Linked DNA regions of Mus musculus: region 2 is linked to region 1. A link is a loop called in an ENCODE intact Hi-C map of the cell type or tissue named here. Cell type or tissue: left cerebral cortex. All regions are shown on one strand. Each heading gives the region's core, and the rest is flanking DNA. Links, peaks and the distances in the headings are about the cores only. Region 1 holds the start of Dock1 (dedicator of cytokinesis 1). Region 2 has its middle 59 kb from the start of Dock1.

Evidence for each region. A loop is a pair of places that touch in the nucleus more often than their neighbours do. Peaks named below come from ENCODE experiments on the same cell type or tissue, not always from the same donor. Only the 100,000 strongest peaks of a DNase experiment are listed, where the experiment ranks them.
Region 2: a loop joins it to region 1, with 2.1 times the contacts of the local background. A loop is called at or near these places in 3 of 42 quality-filtered maps.

The regions. Positions count from the first base shown.
Region 1 is chr7:134,666,435-134,671,812 of GRCm38, reverse strand. It overlaps Dock1 (dedicator of cytokinesis 1), which reads right to left and starts at 1,126. Exons shown (of 52, transcript NM_001033420.2): 1 at 969-1,126. The coding sequence starts at 1,014. In left cerebral cortex, for the core only: no CTCF peak of the experiment used is centred there; DNase peaks (open chromatin) are centred at 714, 1,096 and 2,102; H3K4me3 peaks cover 1,302 bases; H3K27ac peaks cover 1,162 bases.
Region 2 is chr7:134,609,439-134,614,816 of GRCm38, reverse strand. No RefSeq gene overlaps it. Among named protein-coding and RNA genes, the nearest start is that of Dock1, 59 kb to the left of the region's middle. In left cerebral cortex, for the core only: no CTCF peak of the experiment used is centred there; a DNase peak (open chromatin) is centred at 2,497; H3K27ac peaks cover 978 bases.

The DNA of each region.
Region 1 (5,378 bases), core at 201-5,200:
CCATCTCCTACTTGTTACAGAAATAAGTAACTGGAGTTCAAAGGAAGGACACGGCCTTGTAGACTGGAGTCTCCGGGAAGCTTTCAAAGACAGCGGGCTGGGACATGAACTAGGCCTGCAAGACGGTGCTGAAGGCATGCCTAGAACAGACAGCTGCTGAGAAAGTGCCCCAAGGCAGCCCTTAGGGTGGAAGGCAGCAAGCTCCCCTAAATGCTTGCTTGCAAATCCCCAAGAAATGCCTGCTTGCAAGTCAGAGTCTCTGCTCAGGTGAGGCTGGGCGTCAGAGGATCCTTAGGGAAAAGAGAGCAGGAGCCTGGAAACGGAATGGTCAAATCTGGAATGCCAGCGAGCCCTGAGGCCTAGACAGACCTGACTTTTGATGTGGGCTAGCTGGGGGGCGAGACAAGGTCTGCAGGGCTCTGGGACTGTCTGGCCATTGAGGAAAGCGGGACTCCTTGGATCAAAAGTAAGCTTGCAACCCTACTCCTTCTACCCCCTAGGGAAGCGACAAAGGCAAAACCAGGTCCCCGCCCTCGAGGTCCGTTTCCAGAGCCCCGGGGACACAGGAGCGCCTGAGTGTCCCCTACCATCCAGGGCGGGAAAGGCGGCACCGACCCAACCCGGGAGGCGCAGCCACTCCTCACGCGAGAAAAGGAGGCTTCACAGATCCGAGCGCTGCACAATGAAAAGTGTCCACCCGGAGTCCCGGATGCCAAACAGAAGTTTCCCGAAGAAGCCAAAACGCACACAAACAATGACCCCGGGAGCCCCGCGCACGCAGGAGCACACGGGACTACGACAGAGCGAATGCGCGGGAATGAGGAGCACGGTGGACCCCGGAGGGTCCCCGGGTTCCCCACGCGGGCTCCAGCCCCGGGCGGGCCGGGCTCCGCACCGCGCGGCAACAGGCTGGGCGCCGCGGCGGGGAAGTTGCGCGCGGGGCGGGCGCGGGGCGGCGCGCTGCTCACCCACGCCGTACTTCTCCTCTCGCTTGGTGGGGACCCAGCGCGTCATGGTGGCGCTGGCCGCAGCCCACTGGAGCCGCCGCTGCTGCCGCCGCTGCTCGGGCAGGAAACTCTGCGCCTAGGCCGCCATCTTCCATTCCTTCCCCGCCGCGACAGGATGGGGAGGAAAAAGTTTGCGGCGGAGGCGGTGTCATGTGGGACGGGGCGGGCGGAGCGTCGCGGGCCGGATGGGAAAGGCCGGGAGCGCCGGCGAGAGGCGGGACGGCGGCCGGCTGTAGCCCGCCCAGGCGCGCGTGCCCTGGGGCTCGGCCCGCCGGGTCCCTCGAGGGACCCAGGCTGCTTCCCGGAGCCCATGGACGCCCTGCATGCTGCAGGAACCGTGCAACTCACATCCTCTACTTTCCACTAAACACCGTGCACCTCGCACCTACTAATCTGCACTGTATGGTCCTCACCCTGCACTGTCTACTCTGCACCGCATCCAGCACTCTTTACCCACACTCTACTTTGAACACCGAGCACCCAGCATCCCAAACACTCTGCACTCTGTACCATACAGGGTACACACATACACACACACACACACACACAACACACACACACCACGCACACCATCCTGAACACTGTACCCTGCACCTCACAAAGTGCTATCTTTTCACACACAAGCGTGCACGCGCGAACACACACACCACAAATCCTTATAGCCCTCTAGGCCTGGATCTAACACAAATAGTCAGACACCACACATGTACTCACTGGTGTGAAGTGCGGAAACCCCAGTTCTGACCTGGTGGAGAGCGTTGGAGCAGAGCTAGGAGTTCATCGTAGTTCATTCATTCATTCAAAGTGGGCACCCATTTTGCCAGGGTCTGAGCGCATTGAGCGTGCCTAGTAGCTGATGGGAGTGGTGATGTACAGTCAGCACTGGTAAGAGAAGCCTAGGAAAAGACTTTGCAGCCCCTGGGTGTTTCTAACAGCCCAGATCTCTTTGGGTGTTGAGGGTCTGGAGCAGCACAATGAGGCTCCTAGTTTGCAGCAACTTTGAGGCGTTCAGTAGGAACTGGGCCTGCTGAAGTGGGGAAAGAGAGGAAGTGGGAAGAGAAAGGAAGCCAGTTCCAGCTTAGAACAAGCAGCTCCTAGCAACTCTAATCTGAAGGAGGCTGGTCTCAGACTCACCCAGTGCCAGCCACCCACAAGTGCAATACTTCCGATTTCTTCAAGGCCTGCCCATAGACACACCCTGAGCGTTCATTAGAATCCAAGAAAAGGTTAAAACTAAGGGGAGGGGTGCAAGGGGACCTCGGGTCCACAGCAAGCTATTAGAAGGGGCAAATGAGATTGCATATTCTACTGTGTGCCCTCTCTTGCATCCTAGAAACAATGACAAAGACACCAGCCTGGGAATCTTCAAGGACTAAAGGAATGAAAGTTTAAAAGAATGAAGGCTACATTGTGTAAGATTGCATGTCAGAGCCAGAGAGGGGCCAACTCAACTAGAATTGGAAAGGTCAGGTGCCTACCTGCTGTAGACAGGGCCACCCCAGCCTGGAGCAGTTATATCAACCCGTCCAGAATGCAGCTTAAATAGCCAGGAGCTCCTGGATGGGGAAGGTGAGAGAGAACCTCCCCAGTTCAAGATAATATACAACTAAGATTTCTAGCAATTCAGCCACTGATTCATAGAAAGTCACAGGCTCCTTTCACTGATAAGGAACTTCAGTCCCTCAAAAGGGAAGCTGCCAGGGCTCACCTCCCACGTGGCCTCCAGCATTCACTAAAATCCGAAACCTCAAGGGTTCAGGCCTTGAGGGTGGGGTCCAGTAACTCACCTGCTCCAAAGAGAAGCAACCAAAGGTGCTAACCAGAAGTGGGGTGCTCAGAGTCAAGTGCCTGGCCCACTTTAGGTCAAAAGAGTTTCCCTGAGAAAACTGTCTTAAGCCTGGACTTTAAGGATAAGCAGAAATGAGTAAGGGGAAGTGGGGAATTAAGTGGATGTGCAAGGGGCCTGGGGTGGAAAGAAATGCTGGTTTTTAAAGGAAGGAAGAAACCAGTAAGGCTTATTTAGACGTGACCCACGGAGATGCTCCTGGATAGAAGGGCTTTCTAGGTCTTCCTGGGATTTTGGAAATCCATGAAGAAAACCAGGAAGATGGATTTCAGGAGCACACATATTATCTTCTGTGCCTCATTTCAGTTCTGTTTTTGAGGCTCCATATGAGAGCAGATGGCTTGTGTTGAGAACAACCAGGCGCCTGAGATCCAACAGTCCTTGAAAGCATGCCCTGCTGTGGCCAGCTGTGCAGTCACTCTGCTGTTGCTTCTGCCTCATCCTCCTGGTGCTAAACCTCAGGGTCCTGACGGCCCCATACGTGAACCAGGACTGCTGGCACCAACCTCATGGGACATCCTGAGGCTCTCCAGAGAGTGTAGCTATATAAATCAGCAGCAGACCCAGAGCTGACGGCCTCCTGTCTCTCCCTTCCTCCGTGTTCATTGTTCAGTAACCTCAGGGTACACATTTTCACTCTGATAAAAAATGACTGGTACAGGAAGCTAGGGAAGTGGGTCAGTGGGTGAAATGCCCAATATGCAAGTTTGGATCCCCCAAATTCAAAAAACAAAAAACAAAAAACACACAAGCATGGCAGCACACACCTGGAACCCCAGATGGGGAGCCAGAGACAGGAGCTCATTGGCTAGCCAGATTATCCCAACTCATGAGATCCAGGTGTAATGAGAGACCTAGCCAGCCATTGAAGAATGCACTGACGTGAACCTATACCTGCACATGCACACATGTGCACATATATCTATGTGTGCAGGAGCACACACCTATACAAACATATACATACAACACACATCCTGGCTTAATCTGGTTTTGATTTCTTGTAAGAATGTTATGCTAAAATAGACTTACAAATCAGAGTTTTAACTTTATGTTACATTTTTATTTTATTATTGAAGGGAGGGATCTGCATCCTTGGAGGTCAGAAGACAACTTGCTGCAATCAGTTCTCTCCTCCTATATCCCAGATATCAATTTAGAGGTCAAGGTCTTGACAGCAAGCAGACTTGTCTCATTTCACTACAGACTTACACTCATTTCTCTGGCCTGTAAGTCAGTTTTAAAACTTCAGGTGAGCCATGGCCATGTGTTGGAGACAATGTGGCTGGAGACTTGTCCATATGCCCATATTCCTTGAAGCTCAGAGATTGGTCATCACCCACGGGCAGGCATAGTCACATCTTGTGGCTCAAAATATCACTATCTCCTTGTCCTGTGTGACCACACTGGTTCAGTATTCGTTGGTTCCCTGAGCCTTGGGATTGTGGCAGTGGCATTTTGAACTCCTGACTCATAGCCACAGATCTTCTGCCAGGCCTCATACCTCTGCCAACTGGCTGCAAGGCCCGGAGCTCCTGAAATCAGTGATGGATCTCATCCTCAGCTAATGTAACCACAGGGTAGGGAGCCAGGGCTGTAGTCCACCTGGAAACCCATAGCCCAATGGCCCAGCTGACGCATTGGCAGGAGCACAGACTAGCAACTTCCCACTGAAACAGGGGGCTGACAGAATCAGGGATCAGCACAACAATATTAGTTTAAAATCTTGATTTTTTAAAAAAAATTTTTTAAGTGTCTCTCACTGTGCAGCCTTGGTCAACTTACAACTCAAAATCCTCCTGTCTCAGCCTCCCGAACACTGGGATTATAAGTATGAGTACCACTCTGGGTTAATTTCATGTGTGAGAGACAGATTCATGTAGCCACAGCTGCCCTCAAGTTCACCCTCAGATACAGCCAACAGAAGATGGCCTTGGACTCCTGATCCCGCTGCCTCCATCGCCTAAGTTCTAGTCTTCTAGACATGTGTTACCACACACAAGTACTTTTAATTTGAATGCCTTTACTATGCAAACCCAGGAGATAAAGACACCAAAGTTATGTTCTGGTAGAGGTACCAAAAAGCCCCATAAATCGACATGGCCACTCTGGGAGGCAAGCAGATGAAAGTGGATAAGGAAATGAGAAGTCTATTCACAGACAGAGGCCTAAGCAGAGCTGGTTTGACAGCCGAAATGGGAGGGAGTTAGTATTGCTGCAGAGGCACCTAGATGCTGGACCACTGAGCCAGGGGCAGGTACAAACCTCACATCAGATGTGCACTGTAGTACAGTGTCACGAATAAGTGTGACTGTGGACCAAACTTCCAGTTTACAGAAATAGAAGAGACTGGGAAATAATTAAAATAAACATAGAGGGCTGGGGAGATGGGCTCAATAGATATGAGTACTTATTCTGCATGTGTGAGGGTCTGAGTATGAATCAAAATGTTGCTGTTGTTGCTGTTGTTGTTGTTGTTGTTGTTTTAAAGCCAATCGTGACCACGTTGGCCTGTAACCCTAACATGG
Region 2 (5,378 bases), core at 78-5,077, 57 kb after region 1:
AAGACCTGCTATCAATATTCAAACAGCCCTTGATGTTGCTGCTATAGACCACAGAAACAGAGTAGTGGACTTGCTCTCTGCATAGGCTCTGCCTGCCAATGTCACAATGACACAGGAATGTCACAGCTATTAGGCCCTCTTGGGTGTTCCATAGTTATGACTACTTGGGGTCTGAACATCTGCCCTTGCCAAGTAATGCTTGCTCATGACATCCCTATCTGATGACTCCATGTCACCTGCCTTCAAGATTGTACTGTGCCCTTCTGGGACTCACCTAAGGCCTAGAAGTGGCTGGGGGAGTCCATGTCACAGAAAAAGCACTGTCCCATCAGTGTCATCATTTTTGTCCTTGAAGATTACTGGTAATGGTGTCCTGAACATATCTCACTGGGACCAGCCTTGGCTTTACTGGTCTCACCATGCCCTCTTTATCTCTAGTCTCTGCTCTTTTGTACCATGGATTTAGAGACTATCATGTGTTCTCATCTCTTTCCAAACAGTAACCACAAATCATAGTCTACAGATAAAGACATATGCAGCTCACAGGTAACATTTCTGGATGCAGAACCAAGATTCTCCTACCAAGTAAGGCCTATGAGAGATCCCAACCCTCATTCAGGTATTCTCGGGACTTCTTGTCTTCAACACTTCTAGGTCAGGGTTGAGGTGGACCTCGCTCTGGCCAAAACAGCCACTCTTTGGTTTCTCACACCTTCTGACATTGTTCAGTATTGGTTTTCCCATCTTGGAGGCTTTCTGTTAACCATCATGAAGGCACCACATAACCTCCTTGCCCGACACTCCTTCAAGGAGCCCCCCAATCTCACTGCTGCTCATCCATAGGCAATCTCTGTTCTCAATGGGGGAACTTTCGGTGTTTGTTTCTATTGGTTTATTCCAGAGTTTGTCTCTACTTATTGCTTATTTGGTATACATCTTAGAAGTACCCTCTCATTTGACCTTGACTGTGGTCTAGTAAGGTTTACCCGGGAGAGGACAATGCTTATAACGCCATTTAAACAGAAGATGTGCTAGGCCTTACTCAGACTTGCCCTTGGCCTCTGGACAGGCCAAATCTATATTGCCTGAAAGATAAAAAATAATTACTATATTGTGTAAAGTTGAAAAAAAATTCATGATGTGCACTGATTATGAGACTCAAAGGTAGGAACCATAAAGTCCTTCCTTTAAATCTTGTCAAATATTTTCAAGCCACATTGGCTGATAAACAGATATACACCTGTGACTTGCCAAGGCTGATTTTTAATCACTTGGCCCTCTTTAGAAAAAGCTTACTCTAGACACCTGAGATCTGCAATATCTGGGTTCCTAGTTGTGCCAGAGGCCTTTCTGGAAGGAACCTGGGGATGGATGTTGCGCTGTGTTCCACAGACAATGGAGCAAGGGAGTTGATATGAAGGTAGGCCTGAGCTGGACTGTGAACATTTCATCCCACAGGCAGAAGCAGTGTGTCACTATGTGTCCTTGGCCAGCAGCTCCTTGGACAACATAAATGTTCGTGAGGCCTATGAATGTCTAAGGTCTTGATGTGTATCAAGATGGAGAGAGATCAAGAAGTTAAGATGGTGGCTGCCTTCCTTATAGACACAATCTCAAGTGCGCTTCAAAGTCGAATGAAGGTCGTGGTTTCTGATGCAGCTGGCTCAGTGCTAACGTTGCTGGCACTTGTGCTACCACGTGTGACATTTATTTTAGTTTAGGGTGGACTGGGAGCGAGTAACTTGAGGTTAGCTTCTCCCCACATTCCAATTTCAAAGCATATGGTTGCGCCTGCACATCAGGAACTACCTGACCATGAAATTAGCTAAATCCAGGGTCTGGAAGGACCTTACATCATATCCAGCGGTGCTTCTCAAACTTTAATGTGCACACCAGCCACTCAGAGAGTCTGCTTCCCAGTGGATTCTGAATCTATCGGTCTCTAGTGGTTCTGAGATTGTACAATTCCAAGGATTACCTGGGGGTAGGGGTGGGGAGGGGGGTTGCTGAGGCTCTTGGTCTAAGGACCACACATGGAACACTGATGCTTTTTCTTGAAGCTGCATCCTGAAGTGTGGTTTCTAGGCCAGCAGCTCTGGGACTTAGAAACGAATAATACAAATGCTTAGGTCGGGTCACCAACCAGGCATCAGACTCCTGCAGGTATAGCCCTACAGCCCCTGAGCCCAGCCACCCTGCAGGCCATAGGGATACAAGGTCAAGTCTGAGAAACTGTGTCTGCTTATTCTTGTGCCCCCTTTCCCAGCTCCAGCCTCCTCCTGGTCTGTTCAGAGGCACCTGGGCTTCCTGCCATTCCTTGAGAGAATCATTAACCATCTTTTCATATCTAAATCCCTGAGCCTTCTCACCCAGAGCCTGTAAGGTGGGTAGACACCCTTGGGATAAACAGCTTCATTGCAAGCCAATCCCTGCAATCTGGAACCCAGGCTCAGGGAATTTTCCATTCGGGGCTCATTTTGGAAATGACTGTTTGCTTCCTCTGTTTATAGTGTCTTAGTATGCAGGACCTGTTCCTCCCCTGGGAGCGAGTCACATGGGCTATGCTTTAGGCCAGTTTTGGACACACTAGCATGCCAGCCTGGTCCTGGCGGTCACCCACCAATACCCCAAAGACGTTTTTCTCAGCGATGTCATTCTAGGTCTGCTCTCTCAACCTTGTGATCATCTATCGATGTGACAATAAAAGAGACACGGTTGCCTCTTTGAGAGAAGCATCAATTATCTGTTTTGCATAGTAGAAAATTATTGTGGAGATAAAAGGTGTTAGTTTCCCGGGAGCCTGGGCAAATCCATCTGCTGTAGCGCCAGAAGTTAACCCACATCCCATTGAAGAGTCTGTATTTGTCCTGTCTCATCCTGTTATGAGAATATTAAATTTCTATTTGTGTAATAGGTTCTAATTTGCAGAGCAGCCCTTGCATGGCAGGTATAGTGTTGGGATTACCGGAGCCCTTATTTTGACTTTTGGCTCTTAAATAAATGAAGCTTTAAAAATGTCTGGAGTCATGTTGCAATAGAATGTAGTTAGATTTCACAGTGACTATAATTGTGATTACAATCAGATGGCTGTAACGATACAAAAGACACATTATCTTTATAATTTATAATCCTCCTGGACCAAGCTCAGCATCTTAAAAATGCAACATTTCAGCACCATCTGGGAGATTTGCCCAACAAAATTATGTATAAACAAAGTTCTTTATTGACTCACTGAGATCCAAGTGGAATCAATTATACATTACTGTTGTCTTTGTCGGCATCGCAGAGTGTAATACGGCTAAAGACCCACATTCCATAAATCATCGAAGTGTAATTTCCCCCGGGGCTGAGTTTTGCGTGGAAACAAAGCCTTGTCGGTATTTTCTGCTTAAATTTCTTTGGTGATATTTGGTGTGGGAGCTGGTGCTTTCCCCCCGGGCTCCCAGCGAGTCAGGCTGGCTGAGTTTGGTACAAAGAGTTGTCCCAGAAGTGTCAGACCTGGAGCATGTGGTAGCGTGGAGACAGGGATCTAGGGGAGGGGATGCGGAGAAACCCAGAGCCTCTCAAGTCGATTACTTTTGCTCACACTGAACCCACAACATTGAAATGCTGAGCCATCGATATTTTGTAGCTGAAGTGAAAGATTGTTGCGAGCTGTCTGAAAATGAAGGAAAAATGACTCTCTTTCGAGAAACGTGGTCCCCAAATCCCAAACCACGGGGAACCTGAATGTACTATATCATTCCATGGCTGGTCATTTCAGAACACCCAAGAGAGCATGTGGGTAGGATTGACAGCACCCCTGCCAGGAATGTGCCTATAGCATCAAAAAGGTTCGAGGAAGGCAGGGAAGGATGCTGGGCCTGCGCTGAAGCAAACTGAGAGGCACAAGGGCACAATGTGGGTCTGTCCCACTCAGCACTTTCTCTAAAGCTGAGTGTTGCCTGACTTACCCTAATCAGATGTTAAAAAAAAAGGAGGGAAGAGATAAAGAAAAGAAAAAGAAGAAGAAAAAAGGAAAGTGTCTATTTATTCCAGATAAATGTGGCATCAACAGACTAACTAAAGAATTCATTCAAGTACATATTGGAGAACGAATGTGTTCAGTAGGGAGTCTTCAGAAGCTTGGGTGACTCGGAGGAAGTCTTAGTACTGTTATGTTTGCTAAATATTATTAGTAGGATCTTATCTTAAACATTATTTAGTAGGATCTTGGGAAGGGGAGGGGTCTTGTGATTCCCTCCCCCACCCCCCCTACAGAGAATGTTCATATGCTCAGGGTTGGAAGGGCCTCATGTGGTCACCAGGCTGCTTTATTTCACAGTGGTGATGGCCGTGTCTACTTGGGAAGAAATACCTGCACTGTGCTGAGCCAGTGACTGAACTGACTCCAGGCAGAGGTCATGTTGCTCTGAGACGGCCACTCATTCCATGTGTAAGTGCTGATTCAGTCAGGAGTCTGCTTGCTGGGTGACCTTTGCCTGGTCTCTTTAACCTGTTCATTCTGGCAGCATTGCCCAGAACCTAGTAGGAATCTGCACTGTGCCCACTTAACAGTTTCTTTTCTCCTTAGGGCTTCTGCATCCACAGCCAGGATGCAGACAGAAAGATGCCTGTGCTCAGCTCCCCTTCTTTCAGTGTGGGACTCTAGCCTATGGGATGGGATCACACACTTCCAGGGTGGGTTTGCCTAGCTAACTCGATCTAGAAATTCCCTCACAGACATACACACAGAGGTTTGTTTCCACAATGATTCTGGAGTCTGTCCAGCTTAAGCATCACAGCTCACCACAAACCAATTGCTATCCATGGCAGACAGACACTGATGGGCAACAACAGTCGTTGTGTCAGGTCCATAATGCCCCATTCTACTAAGGGTCAGAGAGGCTCTCCATGATACGACTCAGGAACTGGAAAGATGAGGAGAGTGAACAGATCATGGAGGGGAGGAGGAAAAGACCAAGCACTCTTAGGCTGGGAAAGGAGACTCCAGAAGGGAAAGACAGAGATAGAGCACATCTGTAGGGAACAAGAAAGATCGTGGAAGCAGAGCCTGGGGTGGGGGAGGGGGGATGAGTGGAAACACATTTGATGCCTCACAGACCTGGGGAAGAGCCTGCCTTATCACGGGAAACTTGGTGGATTAATTTCAAGTAGGATGGGGATATTAAATGGGGCAAGGGGCAATATGGAAGTAGTGGTGTCATTACCACCACTGAGAGAGAGAGAGAGAGAGAGAGAGAGAGAGAGAGAGAGAGAGAGAGAGAGAAAACGGAGATATGAGAGATGGGTCCAGTGGTTTGGGGAAGAGGCAGTTTAGAATAAGGAGAAGGTTCTAGGCGCATGCGTCAACATTTAACTGAGACAACTCCAATGCA